2 separate regions of the Homo sapiens genome follow, and region 1 is linked to region 2. A link is an interaction called in ENCODE POLR2A ChIA-PET data of the cell type or tissue named here. Cell type or tissue: Panc1. All regions are shown on one strand. Links, peaks and the distances in the headings refer to the core of each region. The heading gives the core; the rest is flanking DNA.

Region 1 (9,007 bases), core at 4,035-6,534, 370 kb before region 2:
CAACCACCTTAGATGCTGTAAGTGGAAACTAGGAATTGGTTTCATTTGGATTTTAATTTTTTTCAAGACAGAGTCTCACTCTGTTGCCCAGGTTGGAGTGCAGTGGCTCAATCTCAGCTCACTGCAACCTCTGCCTCCCAGGTTCAAGCGATTCTCCTGCATCAGCCTCCCGAGTAGCTGGGATTACAGGCCCCTGCCACCACCCCCAGCTAGTTTTTGTATTTTTAGTAGAGACAGGCTTTCACCATGTTGGCCAGGCTGGTCTCGAACTCCTGACCTCAGGTGATCTACCCACCTTGGCCTCCCAAAGTGCTAAGATGACAGGCGTGGGCCACCGCGCCCGGCCTCATTTGGATTTTAAAATCTAACTTCAGTGTTTGTTATTTTTATTTTTTTTTTTTTTGAGACTGAGTCTTGCTCTGTCACCCAGGCTGGAGTGCAGTGGTGAGATCTCGGCTCACTGAAAGCTCCGCCTCCTGGGTTCACGCCATTCTCCTGCCTCAGCCTCCCGAGTAGCTGGGACTACAGGCGCCTGTCACCATGCCTGGCTAATTTTTTGTATTTTTAGTAGAGACAGGGTTTTGCTATGTTGGCCAGGCTAGTCTTGAACTCCTGGCCTCAAGTGATCCACCCACCTCAGCCTCCCAAAGTGCTGGGATTACAGGCATGAGTCACCATGCCTAGCCTCATTTCTTGCTCTTAATCTGCAATCCATTAACAGCTACAGTTTCCTCGAGAGCAGGACACATGACTGTTTTACTCAACTTTCCCAGTGTCTGGGCTAGTACCTCCCTATAGTAGATGCTTAATAAATATCTGCTAAATATAGAAACTAAAAGATAAAGGCATTCTTTTGTATACCATTTTCATTCGAAATGGTAACATACCATTGTTCTATACTTTGCCTTTGTAAAGTTATATTTATTTATGTATACACACACACACATATATATACACACAGACACACACACACTTTTTTTTTTTTTTTTTTGAGATGGAGTCTCGCTCTGTCACTCAGGCTGGAGTGCAGTGGCGCAATCTCGGCTCACTGCAACCTCCACCTCCTGGGTTCAAGCGATTCTCCTGCCTCAGCCTCCCGAGTAGCTGGGATTACAGGCACGTGCCACCACACCCAGCTAATTTTCGTATTTTTAGTAGAGACAGGGTTTTGCCATGTTGGCCAGGCTGGTCTCGAACTCCTGACCTCAAGTGATCTGCCCACCTCAGCCTCCCAAAGTGCTGGGATTACAGGCGTGAGCCACCACATCCGGCCTTATAAGTAATATTTTGAAGGTAAAAAGAAAAAGATAACAGGTTTGTTTCTCCAAAGAAGCTATACAAACGGCCAATAAGCACATGAAAGGATGTTCAATATTACTAGCCACCAGGTAAATACAAATCAAAATCACGATGAGATACCACACTGCACACTCACTAGGATGACTATAATCAAAAAGACATAGAAGTGCTGGTGAGGATTTGGACAAGCTGAACCTCATTCATTGCTGGTGGTACAACCACTTTGGAAAACAGTATTGTACTGCCTCAAAAGGTAGAGTTCGCATATGACCCAGCAATTCTATAACATTCTTAGGTATAGGCCCAACATAAAAGCAAGCATATGTCTACACAAAAAATTAGACACAAGAGCCAGGCATAGTGGCTTACGCCTGTAATCCCAGCACTTTGGGAGGCTGAGGTGGGCGGATCACCTGAGGTCAGGAGTTTGAGACAAGCCCAGGCAACATGGCGAAACCCTGTCTCTACTAAAACTATAAAAATTAACTGGGTGTGGTGGCAGGCGCCTGTAATCCCAGCTATTGGGGAGGCTGAGGCAGGAGATTTGCTTCAACCCAGGAGGTGGAGGTTGCAATGAGCCGAGATCACGCCATTGCACTCCAGCCTGGGAGACAAGGGCGAAACTCCATCTCAAAAACAAAAACAAAAAATTTATACATGAATGCTCACAGCAGCAGTATTCATGAGACAAAAAGTAGAAACAATCCAAAGGTTCATCAAGTGATGAAGAGACACAATGTGGTATTGGGGTATATCTACACAACAGAATATTACTCAACCATAAAAAGGAATCAAGGGCAGATGCATGCCACAACATGGAGGAACCCTGAAAACACTATGTTAAGCGAAGGAAGCCAGTCATAATGTATGATTCCCTTTATAAGAAATGTCCAGAATAAACAAATCTGTAGAGACGAGAGTAGATTTGCCATGTTGCCCAGGCTGGCATCAAACTCCTGGCCTCCTGCCTAGGGCTGGGAAAGTTGGCAGAAATAAGGAGTGACTGCTAATGGATACATGATTTCTTCTGGGGATGACAAAAATATATTAAAACTTACTTTTCCAAATGGGAGAAAAGGAAAAAAAATGAAAATATAATAAAACTGATAATGGTGATGGGTGCATAACTGCGAATATACTAAAAAACCACTGAATTGTATACTTTAAGTTACTAAACTGTATGGCATATGAATTATATCTCAATAAAGCTGTTATTTTTTAAAAAACTGGTGTACTTAGCAGTTTTCCTACTTACTATCTACAACCAGTTATTTTCTTTTTTTTTTTTTTTTTTTTTTTTAAGAGACAGGCTCTCACTCTGACACCCAAGCTGGAGTGCAATGGCACAATCATGGCTTACTGCAGCCTCAACCTCCTGGGCTCAAGGAATCCTCCCACCTCAGCCTCCTGAGTAGCTGAGACCACAGGTACACAACCATCCCTGGCTAACTTTTGTTTTTGTAGAAATGGAGTTTTGCCATGTTGCCCTGAGCTCACGGGATCCATCCACTTCAGCCTCCCAAAGTGCTGGGATTACAGGGGTGAGCCACCACACCTGGCCAAAAAAATTTTTTAATAAGAAGACTGAGGCCAGGCGTGGTGGCTCACCCCTGTAATCCCAGCACTTTGGAAGGCTGAGGTGGGCGGATTTCATGAGGTCATCAGTTTGAGACCAGCCTGGCCAACATGGCGAAACCCCGTCTCTACTAAAAATACAAAAATTAGACGGGCAAGGTGGCACGTGTTTGTAATCTCAGCTACTCAAGAGGCTGAGGCAGGAGAATCATTTGAACTCGGTAGGCGGAGGTTGCAGTGAGTCAAGATCACGCCACTGCACTCCAGCCTGGGTGACAGAGCGAGACTCCGTCTCTAAAAAACAAAAAAAAACCAAAGTACATACTCTAAAGTATCAAAAAGATTCCTCTGGGCAGTAGCATCATGGATAATTTGTTTTTTTCTGTGTTTTTGTATCTATGCAAATTTTATAATTTATACAATTAACCTACATATTTTAAGAAGAGAACATTATGTTACTAAAATGTAAAGCCCATCTTAAAACTAATACATAAAGAAAAAAATAAACCTGAGACCCTAAAAAAAACTTCACTGGAAAACATTTTCTAAAATCTAAACTTGACTAGATTCTCAAGATGACAACCTAAGCAAGCTACGTATCCCTTTCAACAGAAACTAGTCACATGGTTTCATGTAATAAAGACACCCACTTTTCAGAAACCCAGGCAATAAGTTTTCTTTCACTTAGGCTATAAAAAAAATCACCCTGCTTATAAAGTTTATTTACGGTCTAGAAAGGAAAAGTCTAAATAGGTCCCTTCCTGCTTTAAGGTATTAGAACATAATGTCTCTAATAAAAAGTCATTATATGGGGTAAATCAGGAAGAGAGAGGAGGCAAGAGGTCAAAGGCCTTGATTAAAAGATTTTCAGGAAAACATCCCTACTGACTCTTATCTTTCCTGAGAAGAGGGGGAGAATATGCCAAATATTTCACTACAATACTTGAGTAAAAGAAGGGATTTTTAGAATCGGGGGGAAAAAGACTTATTATATTGCCTCCCTTTATACATCAAACCCAAGTTTTGGATGATTTGCACACCCTGAACATCTGGATCTTCTGGGCCTTAACTTCGGAGAAGATATTATAAATCAAGGACTCGGCAATTTTAAGTGTTAAAAAGGGGCAGAGTTAAACTGGGATCTATCCAAATCATACTTAGACATAAGTAAGCAAAGGAGCAAACAAACACCAAACTGCTTAATTCAAGTCGGAAGTATTTTAGAGCTTACGCTTATAGAAAACATTAGGGCAGCAAAATGTCTGCCTGTAGTCTCATTAGCATTCCTGCAAAGAGGTGGATGAGAATAAACTTCCCCAGGGTAAGAGACACCAAGGAGGGTTCCCAATAGGGATTCTGTAATATGACTACTTCCTCTTTTGAGAGATTTTGAAAGCATACTTTTAAGATTTTGTTGCTGAACCACAATAAATAGACAATTAAAAAGTAGACCCACCCATTGAGTTAGTGCTAGTGGAATATGTCCTTCTGGAAGTGCCATATGGAGATTAAAAGAAAAAAAAAAAAAGCTCTTTACTCATTGTGGCCAAGATTCCTTGGTACTTGGTGCCAGGGCCAGGATATTACCCCAGATGTCCTAGCCAAATTCAAGGTTGGCTAATTACACTCTGACAAACTACAAGCAACAAAAAAAGTCTCCCTCTGTTCCCTTGATTGAAACCTGAAGAGGTCACTCTTCCTTGAAATTGTTTTTATTTTTTAATTTTGATTGAATTGTACACTTTAATATGTGTACTTTGGTTTTGGGGGTTTGTTTTTTGTTTGTTTGTTTTTTTTGAGACAGGGTCTCACTCTGTTGTCCAGCTTGGAGTGCAGTGGCGTGAACACAGCTCACTGTAGCCTCCTGGGATCAGATTTCTTGGGTTTAAGAGATCCTCCTGCCTCAGCCTCCCAAGTAGGTGGGACTACAGGCATGTATCATCATATTCAGCTAGTTTTTTTAAGTTTTTGTAGAGACGGAAGTCTCAATGTGTTGCCCAGGCTGATCTCAAACTCCTGGACTCAAGCGATCCTCCTGCCTTACTCTCCCAAAGTGCTGGGATTATAGACATGAGCCACTGCACCTGGCCAAATATCTGTTTTGTTTTGTTGTTTCTTTTTTGAGACGGAGTTTCTATCTTTTTGCCCAGGCTGGAGTGCAATGGCGCAATCTCAGCTCACTGCAACCTCCACCTCAAAGGTTCAAGTGATTCTCCTGCCTCAGTCTCCCAAGTAGGTGGGATTACAGGCACCTGCCACCATGCCTGGTTAATTTTTTGTATTTTTAGAAGAGACGGGGTTTCACCATGTTGGCCAGGATGGTCTTGATCTCTTGACCTTGTGATGCACCCGCCTCGGCCTCCCAAAGTGCTGGGATTTACAGGCATGAGCCACCACGCCCAGCCCAAAATTCTTGTACAGTACCATCGGTCATTATGGTTTCCCTTAAGAGTGCATTGTAACTCAAATGCCAACTTAAAGCATACGGATTCTTTGAGTTCCGCCTATATGGGAAACACATTATGTATATTAAAAATGCTAAAAAAAAATTAGCTGGGCATGGTGGCGCATGCCTATAATCCCAGCTACTCAGGAGGCTGAGGCATGAGAATCCTCTGAACCCAGGAGGTGGAGGCTGCAGTGAGTCAAGATTACACCAGTACACTCCAGCCTCGGCGACGGAGTGAGACTCTGTCTCAAAAAATAATAATAATAAATAATTTTTTAAAAAAACATAAGACGCTGTTAATAGTTTAAAGCCTCCCTAAACAGCTATCTAAAAACTCGTATCTTGGCAAATACTGACGACTGACACTGCTTTCCAATTAAGATTGAAAAGTGGCTGGGCGCAGTGGCTCACGCCTGTAATCCCAGCACTTTGGGAGGCAGAGGCGGGCGGATCACGAGGTCAGGAGATCAAGACCATCCTGGCCAACACAGTGAAACCCCATCTCTACTAAAAATACAAAAAAATTAGCCGGGTGTGGTGGCGGGCGCCTGTAGTCCCAGCTACTCGGGAGGCTGAGGCAGGAGAATGCCGTGAACCTGGGAGGCGGAGCTTGCAGTGAGCCGAGATGGCGCCACTGCACTCCAGCCTGGGCGACAGAGTGAGACTCCATCTCAAAAAAAAAAAAAAAAAAAAGTGTTATCTAAAGTTTTCTATTAAACATAGATTTTGGCTAGGCACAGTGGCTCACGCCTGTAATCCCACCACTTTGGGAGGCCAAGGCGGGTGGATCACCTGAGGTCAGGAGTTTGAGACCAACCTGGCCAAAATGGTGAAACACTGTTTCTACTAAAAATGCAAAAATCAGCCGTGCGTGGTGGAGTGTGCCTGTAATCCCAGCTACTCAAGAGGCTGAGGCAGGAGAATTGCTTGAACCCGGGAGGCAGAGGTTGCAGTGAGCTAAGATCGTGCCACTGCACTCCAGCTTGAGTGACAGAGGGAGACTCCATCTCAAAAAAAAACCCATAGATTTTGAACTATAAAACTTTAAGACTAAAAAGGACGGCTTTGTTACAAGGTGCGCAATTCCAGGAAAAAGCTATATACACCAATATCAAGTTATCAGGCCTCCCAAAGTTAAGCAAGATCCTGGGCCTGGCACGGTGGCTCATGCCTGTAATCCCAGCACTGTGGGAGGCTGAGGTGGGTGCATCATGAGGTCAGGAGTTCAAGACCAGCCTGGCCAAGATGGTGAAACCCTGTCTCTACTAAAAACACAAAAACTATCTGGGCGTGGTGGCAGGCGCCTGTAATCCCAGCTACTCAGGAGGCTGAGGCAGAGAATCGCTTGAACCCGGGAGGCAGAGGTTGCAGTGAGCCAAGATAGCGCCACTGCTCTCCAGCCTGGGTGATAGAAAAAAAAAGTCCTGAACAGTCCTGAACAGATGGATAGAAATAGGAAAGTATACACTCAATAGCACATCTGAACATCAAGTACTGGGCTGGCCTTTGTGCCATTGCCAAGGTATTCTGTACATTACTTAAAATAACCTAAACTGGGCTCAATTTCTATTCACTAGCTGTGTGGACTTTTAGGCAAATTAGGGAAATTCTTTGAGCCTCATTTTCCCCCATATCTTTATCTTCATCAAAATCATTAATAACATGACATAGTCAGCACAGTAGTACAAGCCTACAGTCCCAGCTACTGGGGAGGTTGAGATGAGAGGATCACTTAAGCTCAGGAATTTGAGTCTAGCTTGGGCGATATAACAAGACCCCTTCTCAAAAAATTAATTAAAAATAACATGGTGGCCGAGAGCAGTGGCTCACACCTGTAATCCCAGCACTTTGGGAAGCTGCAGTGGGTAGATCACCTGAGGTCAGGAGTTCAAGAGCAGCCTGACAAACGCAGTGAAACCCCATCTCTACTAAAAATATAAAACTAGCCGGGTGTGGTGGTGTATGCCTGTAATCCCAGCTACTTGGGAGGCTGAGGCAGAAGAATTGCTTGAACCCAGGAGGCAGAGGTTGCAGTAAGCAGAGATCACGCCATTGCACTCCAGCCTGGGCAACAAGAGCGACACTCCATCTCAAAAAATAATTATAACAATAACATGGTGCCCAGGTGTGGTGGATCACACCGGTAATCCCAACAGTCTGGGTGGGAGGATCTCTTGAGGCCAAGAGTTCCAAAAAAAAATTTGCTGGGCCAGGCGCAGTGGCTCATGCCTGTAATCCCAGCACTCTGGAAGGCTGAGGCAGGCAGATCACCTGAGGGTCAGGAGTTAGATCAGCCTGGCCAACATGGTGAAACCCCGTCTCTACTAAAAATACAAAAATTAGCCAGGTGTGGTGGCATGTGCCTGTAATCCCAGCTACTTGGAGGCTGAGGCAGGAGAATCGCTTGAACCTGGGAGACGGAGGTTGCAGTGAGCTGGGATTGCTCCATTGCACTCCAGCCTGGGGGACAAAAACAAGATTTTGTCTTAAAAACAAAACAAAACAAAACAAAACTTACTGTGTGTGGTGGTACACACCTCCTAGCTACTTGGGAGGCTGAGGCAGGAGGACGGCTTGAGTCCAGGAGTCCAAGGCTATAGTGAGTTATAATTGTGCCACTGCACTCCAGCCTGGTGACCGAGTGAGACTCTGTCTCTAAAAAACAAAAGCAATTTTTTAAAAAGGCATAAAATTATTCTGCCTTTTTTTTTTTTTTTTTTTTGAAACGGAGTCTCGCTCTGTCGCCCAGGCTGGAGTGCAGTGGCGAGATCTCCGCTCACTGCAAGCTCCACCTCCTGGGTTCACACCATTCTCCTGCCTCAGCCTCCTGAGTAGCTGGGACTACAGGCACCCGCCACCAAGCCTGGCTAATTTTTTGTATTTTTAGTAGAGACGGGGTTTCACTGCGTTAGCCAGGATGGTCTCAATCTCCTGACCTCGTGATCCACCCACCTCGGCCTCCCAAGGTGCTGGGATTACAGGTGTGAGCTACCGCGCCCGGCCAAATTATTCTGTATTTTTAAATATTTCAACAAATACATATTTTAAGGACTACAGCCTAGAAAGTCTTCAATGTCCTGCCTCCTCCTTCCTTCTCCCTAGGATGTTTTTCTCTCTGGGCTCTACATTCCTTCACTTCCTTTCTGTCTCTACTCGAAAGTCACATTCCCAGCTAGGTCTCCTCTTGCTGCCCTATGTAAAATTTCCATTCTTCTAACTCTTACCCCTAGTACTTTATACTTTCCCTTCTCTGATTGTTTTTTCTTTGCCATGTGTCACCTAACATACAATAAATTTACTTTTTGTTTATTGTCTGCCTTCTCTACTTGAAGGGAAGTTCCAAGAGAATAACAGGGATTTCTGTCTTTTATTCACTGTTGTATCACCATCATCTAGAACAGCACCTGGCACACGGTACATGCTCAATAAATATTTGTTGCCTGAATACCAAATGAGATCTAATTACAGCCCACAGATAGGTATACCATAGCTCATCAAGCTGCCTTTAGGGATGCTGTCACAGTTCAAAAATACTGCAAAAGAGAACTATAGATTTGCCATAATAAACAACACTGTCTACTCTTCATATCAAAGAAAAACACACTTGACCTTCCATCTCATTTCTACAAGAAAAGGAAAGAAATTGATTATTTGGATAGTGGGGCTGGGCACGGTGGCTCATGC
Region 2 (9,007 bases), core at 2,263-4,762:
TCTACTAAAAATACAAAAATTAGCAGGGTGTGCTGGCTCATGCCTGTAATCCCAGCTACTTGGGAGGCTAAGGCAGAAGAATTGCTTGAACTTGGGAGGTGGAGGTTGCAGTGAGCTGAGATCACACCACTGCACTCCAGCCTGGGCTACAGAGCGAGACTCTGTCTCAAAAAAAAAAAAAAAAAAAAAAAAAGATGCATGTAAAAGAATATTCAGAGCAGCATTGTTTATCATAGCTGCAAAGTGGAAATAACCTAAATGACCATCAATATTAGAAATAAGCTTTGGTAGGCCAGGTACGGTGGCTCACGCCTGTAATCCCAGCACTTTGGGAGGCTGAGGAGGATGAATCATGGGGTCAGGAGATCAAGACCATCCTGGCCAATATGGTGAAACCCCATCTCTACTAAAAATACAAAAAAATAGCCAGACATGGTGGTGCTCGCCCGTAATCCCAGCTACTTGGGAGGCTGAGGCAGAAGAATCGCTTGAACCCAGGAGGTGGAGGTTGCAGTAAGCCGAGATCGTGCCGTTGCCCTCCAGCCTGGGCAACAGAGGGAGGCTCCGTCTCAACGAAAAAAAAAAAAAAGAAGGCCGGGCATGGTGGCTCACGCCTGTAATCCCAGCACTTTGGGAGGCCGAGGTGGGCTGATCACGAGGTCAGGAGATCAAGACCATCCTGGCTAACACGGTGAAACCCCGTCTCTACTAAAAATACAAAAAAATTAGCCAGGCGTGGTGGCAGGCACCTGTAGTCCCAGCTACTCGGGAGGCTGAGGCAGGAGAATGGCGTGAACCCAGGAGGCAGAGCTTGCAGTGAGCCGAGATCGCACCACTGCACTCCAGCCTGGACAACAGAGCAAGACTCTGTCTCAAAAATAAAATAAAATAAAATAAAATAAAATAAAATAAAATAAAATAAAATAAAATAAAAAATAGAAATAAGCTTTGGCGTAATCATTCAGTGGAATATTACCTAGCAATGTTAGTGCACAAACACAAGTTACACACAACTGAGTGAATCTCAGAATCATTATCTTAAGCAAAAAAAGCAAACAGAAGAATTGTCAGAATATGATTCCATTTTTATATGGTTCAAATTAAGCTATAATTTTGAGGCATGCGGTCACTGGTAAAACTGTAATGGAAAGCAAGGAAGTGATTACTCTAAGATCAGGGTCATGGTTGGGAACGCGGAAACTGGAGTGATTATGTTCGGGAAGTGACCTCCAGAGGCTTCCAATTGCTCACAGTTCTGTTTCTTGATTAGGTGTGATATTGTGCATTTCATAATAAAAGGTTTTAAAAGAAGATTGTCTTTTTAAAAATTCTCTACCACATTTTTACCTTTTAACCACCCATTTTGAAAATAATGCCTTTTAAGCTGAAGGTGTGACTACAAATTATTGATGAACTTCCCTCAGGTGAACTACATAAAAGAACTGAAATAATCAGGTCACTCACGAAGAAGGTAAAAGCTCTTGAATCCAATCAAATGGAATGCCAAACAGCTCTCCAAAAGACCCAACTACAGCTTCAGGAAATGGCTCAAAAGGCAACGCATTCTTCTCTTCTCTCTGAAGACCTTGAGGTTGGGATTAGTTTTTGATAAGCTTCACTAGTCCAAATTCCCTTTGTGTTTCAGTTATTGAAAAATTAGATTTGACCGGGCACGGTGGCTCACTCCTGTAATGCCAACACTTTGGGAGGCCGAGGCAGGTGGATCACCTGAGGTCAGGAGTTCGAGACCAGCCTGGCCAGCGTGGAGAAACCCCATCTCTACTAAAAATACAAAATTAGCCGGGCGTGGTGGCACACGCCTGTAGTCCCAGCTACTCAGGAGGCTGAGGCAGGAGAATCGTTTGAACCCGGGAGGTGGAGGTTGCGGTGAGCCAAGATCGCGCCATTGCACTCCAGTCCGGGCAACAAGAGCGAAACTCTGTCTCAAAAAAAAAAAGAAAAAAGAAAAATTAGATTTAAATGTTTCATTAAAAATGCATGTGAGGCTGGGCACAGTGGCTTGGTGGCTCATGCCTGTTATCCCAGCTCTTTGTTTGGGAGGCTGAGGTGGGAGGATTGCTTGAGCCCAGGAATTCACGACCAGGCTTGGCAACATGGCAAATGCCTGTCTCTATAAAAAGAAGAAATACAAAAATGAGCTGGGTGTGGGGGTGCACTGCTGTGGTCCCAGCTACTTGGGAGGCTGAGGCAGGAGGATCACTTGAGCCCAGGAGGTCAAGGCTGCAGTAAGCTGTGATTGTGCCACTACACCCCAGCCTGGGTGACAAAAAAAAAAAAAAAAAAGCGTATGTAAGCCAAGCACAGTGGTGTACGCCTGTAGTCCCAGCCTCTGGGGAGGCTGAGGCAGAAACATTGCTTGGGCCCAGGAGTCCAAGTCCAGCCTGGGCAACATAGTGAGACCTCATCTCAACAAAAAACAACAACAGCAAGCAACCAATGCAAAAATGCATACGTGTGTGTACGAAGGTATCTACACTCATCCACCCCTTGTAGTTTTGTGTTTCTCCTACAGTTTTGGTTAGCTGCACGGCATTATCCTGTCTTAGAGATTGAGCTTCAGTACAACGCTTTTTAACCGTTATGCCATTTGGTTTAGTAGCATCTACCATTTAATCAACAATGAGTTATTTTAGAAAGCTTTCCTCAAAGATGAGAGGGTATAATCAAGTTTTGGTAGCCTCAATGATGTTTTCTAAATTATTGTGTGTTTTTTTTGAGATGGAGTTTCACTCTTGTTGCCCAGGCTGAAGTGCAATGGCACGATCTCGGCTCACCATAACCTCTGCCTCCTGGGTTCAAACAATTCTCTTGCCTCACTCCCCCGAGTAGCTGGGATTACAGGCATGCACCACTATGCCCAGCTAATTTTGTATTTTTAGTAGAGACGGAGTTTCTCCATGTTGGCCAGGCTGGTCTCCAACGCCCGACCTCAGGTGATCCGCCCGCCTCAGCCTCCCAAAGTGCTGGGATTACAGGTGTGAGCCACTGTGCCCAGCCAATTATTGTGTCTTATCTCATAATGTTAGTGGCATATTGGGAATAAAAACTGTAAGACTGGTTTTTTGAGCCCGGCATGGTGGCTCACACCTATAATCCCAGCACTTTGGGAGGCCGAGGTGGGCGGTGACTTGAGGTCCAAAGTCTGAGATCAGCCTGGCCAACATGGTGAAACCCCGTCTCTACTAAAAATTCAAAAATTAACCAGGTGTGGTGGTGGGCACCTGTAGTCCCAACTACTCAGGAGGCTGAGGTAGGAGAGTCAATTGAACCTGAGAGGCAGAGGTTGCAGTGAGCCGAGATCGCACCACTGCACTCCAGCCTGGGGGAAAGAGCGAGACTCCTTGTCAAAAAAAAAGATGGATTTTTTTGGTTTTCTCTTCTAACTGGTCAGTCATCAGATATTTTTTGAGTTCATGCTTATAAGAGGTGCAGAAAGCCAGCTTGTTTATTTGTTATATCCTTCATTCTTTTTTTTTTTTTTTCCTGAGACGGAGTCTCGTTCTGTCGCCCAGGCTGGAGTGCAGTGGTGCCACCTCGGCTCACTGCAAGCTCCGCCTCCCGGGTTCACACTATTCTCCTGCCTCAGCCTCCCTAGTAGCTGGGACTACAGGCGCCCGCCACCACGCCCGGCTAATTTTTTGTATTTTAGTAGAGACGGGGTTTCACCGTGTTAGCCAGGATGGTTTCGATCTCCTGACCTCGTGATCTGCCCGCCTCGGCCTCCCAAAGTGCTGGGATTACAGGTGTGAGCCACCGCGCCTGGCCCCATTCTTTTATTTCTTAGTGATATTTCATATACGTCTTGGTAATATAATGAGTCTTTATTCATAATAGTATAGATTTTTATTTTATGGTTTTTAAAAGAATACTATTCTAGATAGTTTCTAGCTATAAAATAAGTAAAAACTATTCTAGAATATCTACTGATTATGTTGCATGAAAAAGTGGAAGAGATCTTTTTTAACTAATACACTTTATTTATTTAGTGCATTTTTAGGTTCACAGCAAAATTGAGCAGAAAGTAGAGAGAGTTCTCATACACACTCTGTATCCACACACCCAGCCTTCCCCACGATCGACCTCCACACCGGGGTGGTGCATTTCTTATAATTGGTGAATCTTCATGGATACCTCATTGTCACCTAAAGATTACAGTTAACATTAGGGGTCACTCTTTGTGTTTACATTCTATGGGGTTTTGACAGATGTGTAATGACACATATCCTCTACTATATTATAGTATGTACAGAATAGTTTCACTGTCCTAAAAATCCTCTGTGATCTACCCTTCATCCCTTCCTCCCCCTCACCCCTGGTCACACGAATCTTTTTACCGCCTCCATAGTTTTGCCTTTTCCACAATGTCATATGCTTGGAATCCTACAGTATATAGCCTTTTCAGATTGCCTTTTTTCACTTAGTAACACACATTTAAATTTCCTCCTAAAGATATCTTTTTAAAAGTCTAAATAGGCTGGGAGGCCGGGCGCGGTGGCTCATGCCTGTAATCCCAGTACCTTGGGAGGCCAAGGCGGGTGGATCACGAGGTCAGGAGTTCGAGACCAGCCTGACCAACATGGTGAAACCCCATCTCTACTAAAAATACAAAAATCAGCTGGGCATGGTGGCACGTGCCTGTAATCCCAGCTACTTGGGAGGCTGAGGCAGGAGAATCACTTGAACCCAGGAGGCAGAGGTTGTAGTGAGCCAAGACCACGCCACTGCACTCCAGCCTGGCAACAGAGCGAGACTCCGTCTCAAAAATAATGATAATAATAATAATAATTAGGCTGGGTGCAGTGGCTGATGCCTGTAATCTTAGCACTTTGGGAGGCCAAGGTGGGAGGATCGCTTAAGGCCAGGAGTTCAAGACCAGCCTGGGCAACATAGCGAGACCCTCTCTACAAAAAATACAAAAATAAAAATTAACTGGGCATAATGGTGAGAACCTGTAGTCCCAGCTACTCGGGACACTGAGGTGGGAGGACTGCTTGAGCCCAGGAGTTCAAGGTTACTATGAGCTATGAGTGCACCACTGCACTCCAGCCTGGGTGACAGAGTGAGGTCCTATCTCTTTAAAACAAAAACAAAAACAAAAGGCCAGGTGCAGTGGCTCGCCTGTAATCCCAGCACTTTGGGAGGTCAAGGCGGGCAGATCACCCGAAGTCAAGAGTTCGAGACCAGCCCGGCCAACGTGGCGAAACCCTGTTTCTACTAAAAATACAAAAATTAGCCAGGCGTAGTGTTGTGTGCCTGTAATCCCAGCTACTTCAGAGGCTGAAGCAGGAGAATCACTTGAATCCAGGAGGCAGAGGTTGCAGTGAGCCGAGGTCATCCCACCACTGCACTCCAGCCTGGGCGACAGAGTGAGACTCAGTCTCAAAAAATAAAAAGCCTGATGGTTATTTTTCTCAACTAGTAAATAGATTGTATACATAATAATTATATCCGACATAGCACTATGTGTTTTTTTAAATAATTGTTGAGTAGGAATACCCCAGTATGAAGTTCTTTCGACAAAGAATATTTTTTAAATTCACACAATTCACTAATGCTACTTTATTTCAACAAAGGAAATCTCTTACTAATACAGTTCTCATTCATTCATTTTCTTGCCTCTTCCCAACCTAAAATTACACATAAAAGATACTAGGAAATAGACATGTTTACAAGCATCACCAACATAATTCAATAGGGCAAATACAAGTACTGAGAGGATGGTAGAATTAATAGAGAAATATATATTTGTATTCCTTTTTGATGACTGCTTTCTTAGGCCACTTCATTACTAAAACAATGTAGGCTTTATTAGCCCACTCCATTACCAACTCTTTTTTGTTACTAACGAGTTAAACAAGGAAAAAACAAAATAGAGAAGTAAGCGCAGATTGTGGCTAGCAAGAGTAGTGAAAGCTTTAAAAGGACTCAAGCAGTATCATCTGTGTTGTTTTCTTGTAGGCTAGAAACGAAACTCTCAGCAACACGTTAGTGGAACTTTCTGCCCAGGTAGGACAGCTACAAGCTCGAGAACAAGCTCTTACGACAATGATAAAGCTAAAGGTAATCAAAAATAAGAATTCCTCCATTTGCCAGAGTGCTTGGTAGTTATATCCATATTCATTATCTTACCTAAGTCGCTAGGATCCCAGAAATGTGAAGCTACCAACGTTGCTCTTGTTTTTTAAAACGCCCATTTAGAAATGAGGGAAACAAGTTTAAAATGATGTTCCCAAGGCATGAAGAAAGGAGGCAGGACTCTGCTTCTGGTCTTCTGTCTCCAAGGCCCATTCTGTGGGCTGGCAGGTCTGAATTAACTTGTTTTCTCCCCGGGTATCCATTATTAGGTCTCATAGAGTTATGGGCCATTAGATTGCTTGAGAGGTTTTTTTTGTTTTGTTTTGTTTTGAGACGGAGTCTCGCTCTGTGGCCCAGGCTGGAGTGCAGTGGCTCCGTCTCAGCTCGCTGCAAGCTCCGCCTCCCAGGTTCACGCCATTCTCCTGCCTCAGCCTCTTGAGTAGCTGGGACTACAGGCGCCCGCCACCACACCCGGCTAATTTTTTTGTATTTTTAGTAGAGACGGGGTTTCACCGTGTTAGCCAGGATGGTCTCGATCTCCTGACCTCGTGATCCGCCCGCCTCGGCCTCCCAAAGTGCTGGGATTACAGGCGTGAGCCACCGCGCTCAGCCAGAGGTTTTTTTAATGGAGAGAAAAACCATCTGCAATCAAGCAGTTGATGTAGTCACTAACATGCAATATACAACGATACACACTCTCCTGCTGTTACACATGTCATTGACAATTGGTATTTAAGGGAACAATGTTGGTATAATGAAATGCTCACGCTAATAAATATGTGATTTTTCTCAGCACATTGTTTTCAAGTGATTGGGGCAAGTGCTGTTAAAATTAAAGAGAAAGGCCGGGCACGGTGGCTCACGCCTGTAATCCCAGCACTTTGGGAGGCCGAGGCGGGCAGATCACGAGGTCAGGAGATCGAGACCATCCTGGCTAACACGGTGAAACCCCGTCTCTACTAAAAATACAAAAAATTCCCCGGGCGAGGTGGCGGGCGCCTGTAGTCCCAGCTACTCGGGAGGCTGAGGCAGGAAAATGGCATGAACCTGGGAGGCGGAGCTTGCAGTGAGCCGAAATCGCGCCACTGCACTCCAGCCTGGGTGACAGCGAGACTCCGTCTCAAAAAAAAATTAAATTAAATTAAAGAGAAAATATTAAAATCTACAGTCATGTCTTTAGTCAAGTAGCAGACAGTTTAGTGGCTTCAACAACCTCTCTGGTTTCCATCATAGCAAACTCTGGCAAAGCTATAGGTATGTCTGAAGGTGCTGCCAAGGCATTTCCCCACCATTAAAACAGTGGGTGCGTTAGGAAGGCTGTGCTCCTGGAGGCCGGGTGCCGTGGCTCATGCCTATAATCCCAGCACTTTGGGAAGCTGAGGTGGGTGGATCGCTTGAGGTCAGGAGTTTGAGACTAGCCTAGCCAACATGGTGAAACCCCTGTCTTTACTAAAAATACAAAAAAATTAGCCGGGCATGGTGGCACACGCCTGTAATGCCAGCTACTCTGGAGGCTGGGGTGGGAGGATCCCCGGAAGCCGGGAGGTGGAGGTTGCAGTGAGCTGAGATTGCACCACTGCACTCCAGCTTGGGCGACAGAGCAAGACTCTGTCTCAAAAAAAAAAAAAAAAGAAGGTCGGTCGTGGTGGCTCACACCTGTAATCCCTACACTTTGGGAGGCTGAGCCAGGCAGATCACAAGGCCAAGAGATTGAGACCATCCTGGCTAACATGGTGAAACCTCATCTATTTTTAAAAATACAAAAATTAGCTGGGCATGATGGCACACGCCTGTAGTCCCAGCTACTCAGGAGGCTGAGGCAGGAGAATTGCTTGAACCCAGGAGGCAGAGGTTGTGGTAAGCCGAGATCACGCCACTGCACTCCAGCCTGGTGACAGAGCGAGACTTCATCTGGAAAAAAAAAAAAAAGGCTGTGTTTTCCTAGTCTTAGAGATTTTATTTGATGAAAATGGTTTCCATTAGAAGCAGATGCCCTCCAGGACATCCTTATCAAAGGAGCAAGTAGGAATCCCAGGTTTAAGGCTGAAAGGGATTGACTGTCGTGGGTGTCCTGGTGTTAATGGAACTGTGTTCCTGTACTTATTAGAACGGTTATTTTTTGCTACTGACCTGGTCACAAAGTTCCATGGGTTTTTGCATGGCCTGCCCCAACCCTATTATTCTATAAGTCCTAGTGTGAGATGTGCAGACAATGTGATTTTTCAGGAGTGCATTTATGATGCTGTAGCAGAAATGTTTAGACTTCAGTAGGGGTAAAACCTCTTAATAACAGTTATTCCAGGTGAGTGGGGGAGGGATAGAACTTTTACTTATTTTTATACTTTTAGGTGTTGTTTGAGTTGCTTTTCAAGAAGCAGATACCTTTTTTGGTAACTAAAACTGCCTCAACAATTAAGAGATTCTAATTTGGGAGATTTGGAATGATGTTGTTGTGGAGTCTGTCATGTTAACAAGCTGGAAAATGGGAGGGAATGATGGGCCATTAGACTTACCTGTATAATCCAGAGGACGATTTTCCCATCCAGGGGCCACCCACCCTCTTGCTGCTATTATAGTTTCTTAGGTAATGGAATGGTCTGGCTCTAACTTTTTGAGAGAGAGTAAGGGGTAGTGGTTCAGTACATAGTGTCTGAGGCAGCCAGCTAGGTTCAAATGGTGGCTCCACCACTAACTAGCTGTGTAACCGTGGGCAAGGAACGCAGCCTTTCTGTTGACTCATCTGTCACTTGGCAAGAACAATAGTACCACCCTCATAGAGTTACTGTAAAGATTAAATGAATTCATATGCGAAAAATGCTTAGAGTGGAACCTGGCACACGATAAGATCTTAGTGTTATCTTTTCTTCTTGGTTAATTGGAATTTAAGAATCTAGGATAACCATTTTCAAAT

The links. Peaks named below come from ENCODE experiments on the same cell type or tissue, not always from the same donor. Only the 100,000 strongest peaks of a DNase experiment are listed, where the experiment ranks them.
Region 1: POLR2A ChIA-PET joins it to region 2 with 8 read pairs; 2 of 35 experiments call an interaction of 5 or more read pairs at or near these places.

Annotation. Positions count from the first base shown.
Region 1 is chr12:122,409,486-122,418,492 of GRCh38, forward strand. All of the region lies in intron 1 of CLIP1 (CAP-Gly domain containing linker protein 1), which reads right to left. Among named protein-coding and RNA genes, the nearest start is that of CLIP1, 8.7 kb to the right of the region's middle. RefSeq lists enhancers at 6,651-6,710, 6,751-6,870. In Panc1, for the core only: no CTCF peak of the experiment used is centred there; no DNase peak of the experiment used is centred there; H3K27ac peaks cover 505 bases.
Region 2 is chr12:122,779,740-122,788,746 of GRCh38, forward strand. CCDC62 (coiled-coil domain containing 62) reads left to right here. Exons shown (of 13, transcript NM_201435.5): 3 at 1,425-1,591; 4 at 5,980-6,081. Among named protein-coding and RNA genes, the nearest start is that of CCDC62, 9.7 kb to the left of the region's middle. In Panc1, for the core only: no CTCF peak of the experiment used is centred there; no DNase peak of the experiment used is centred there.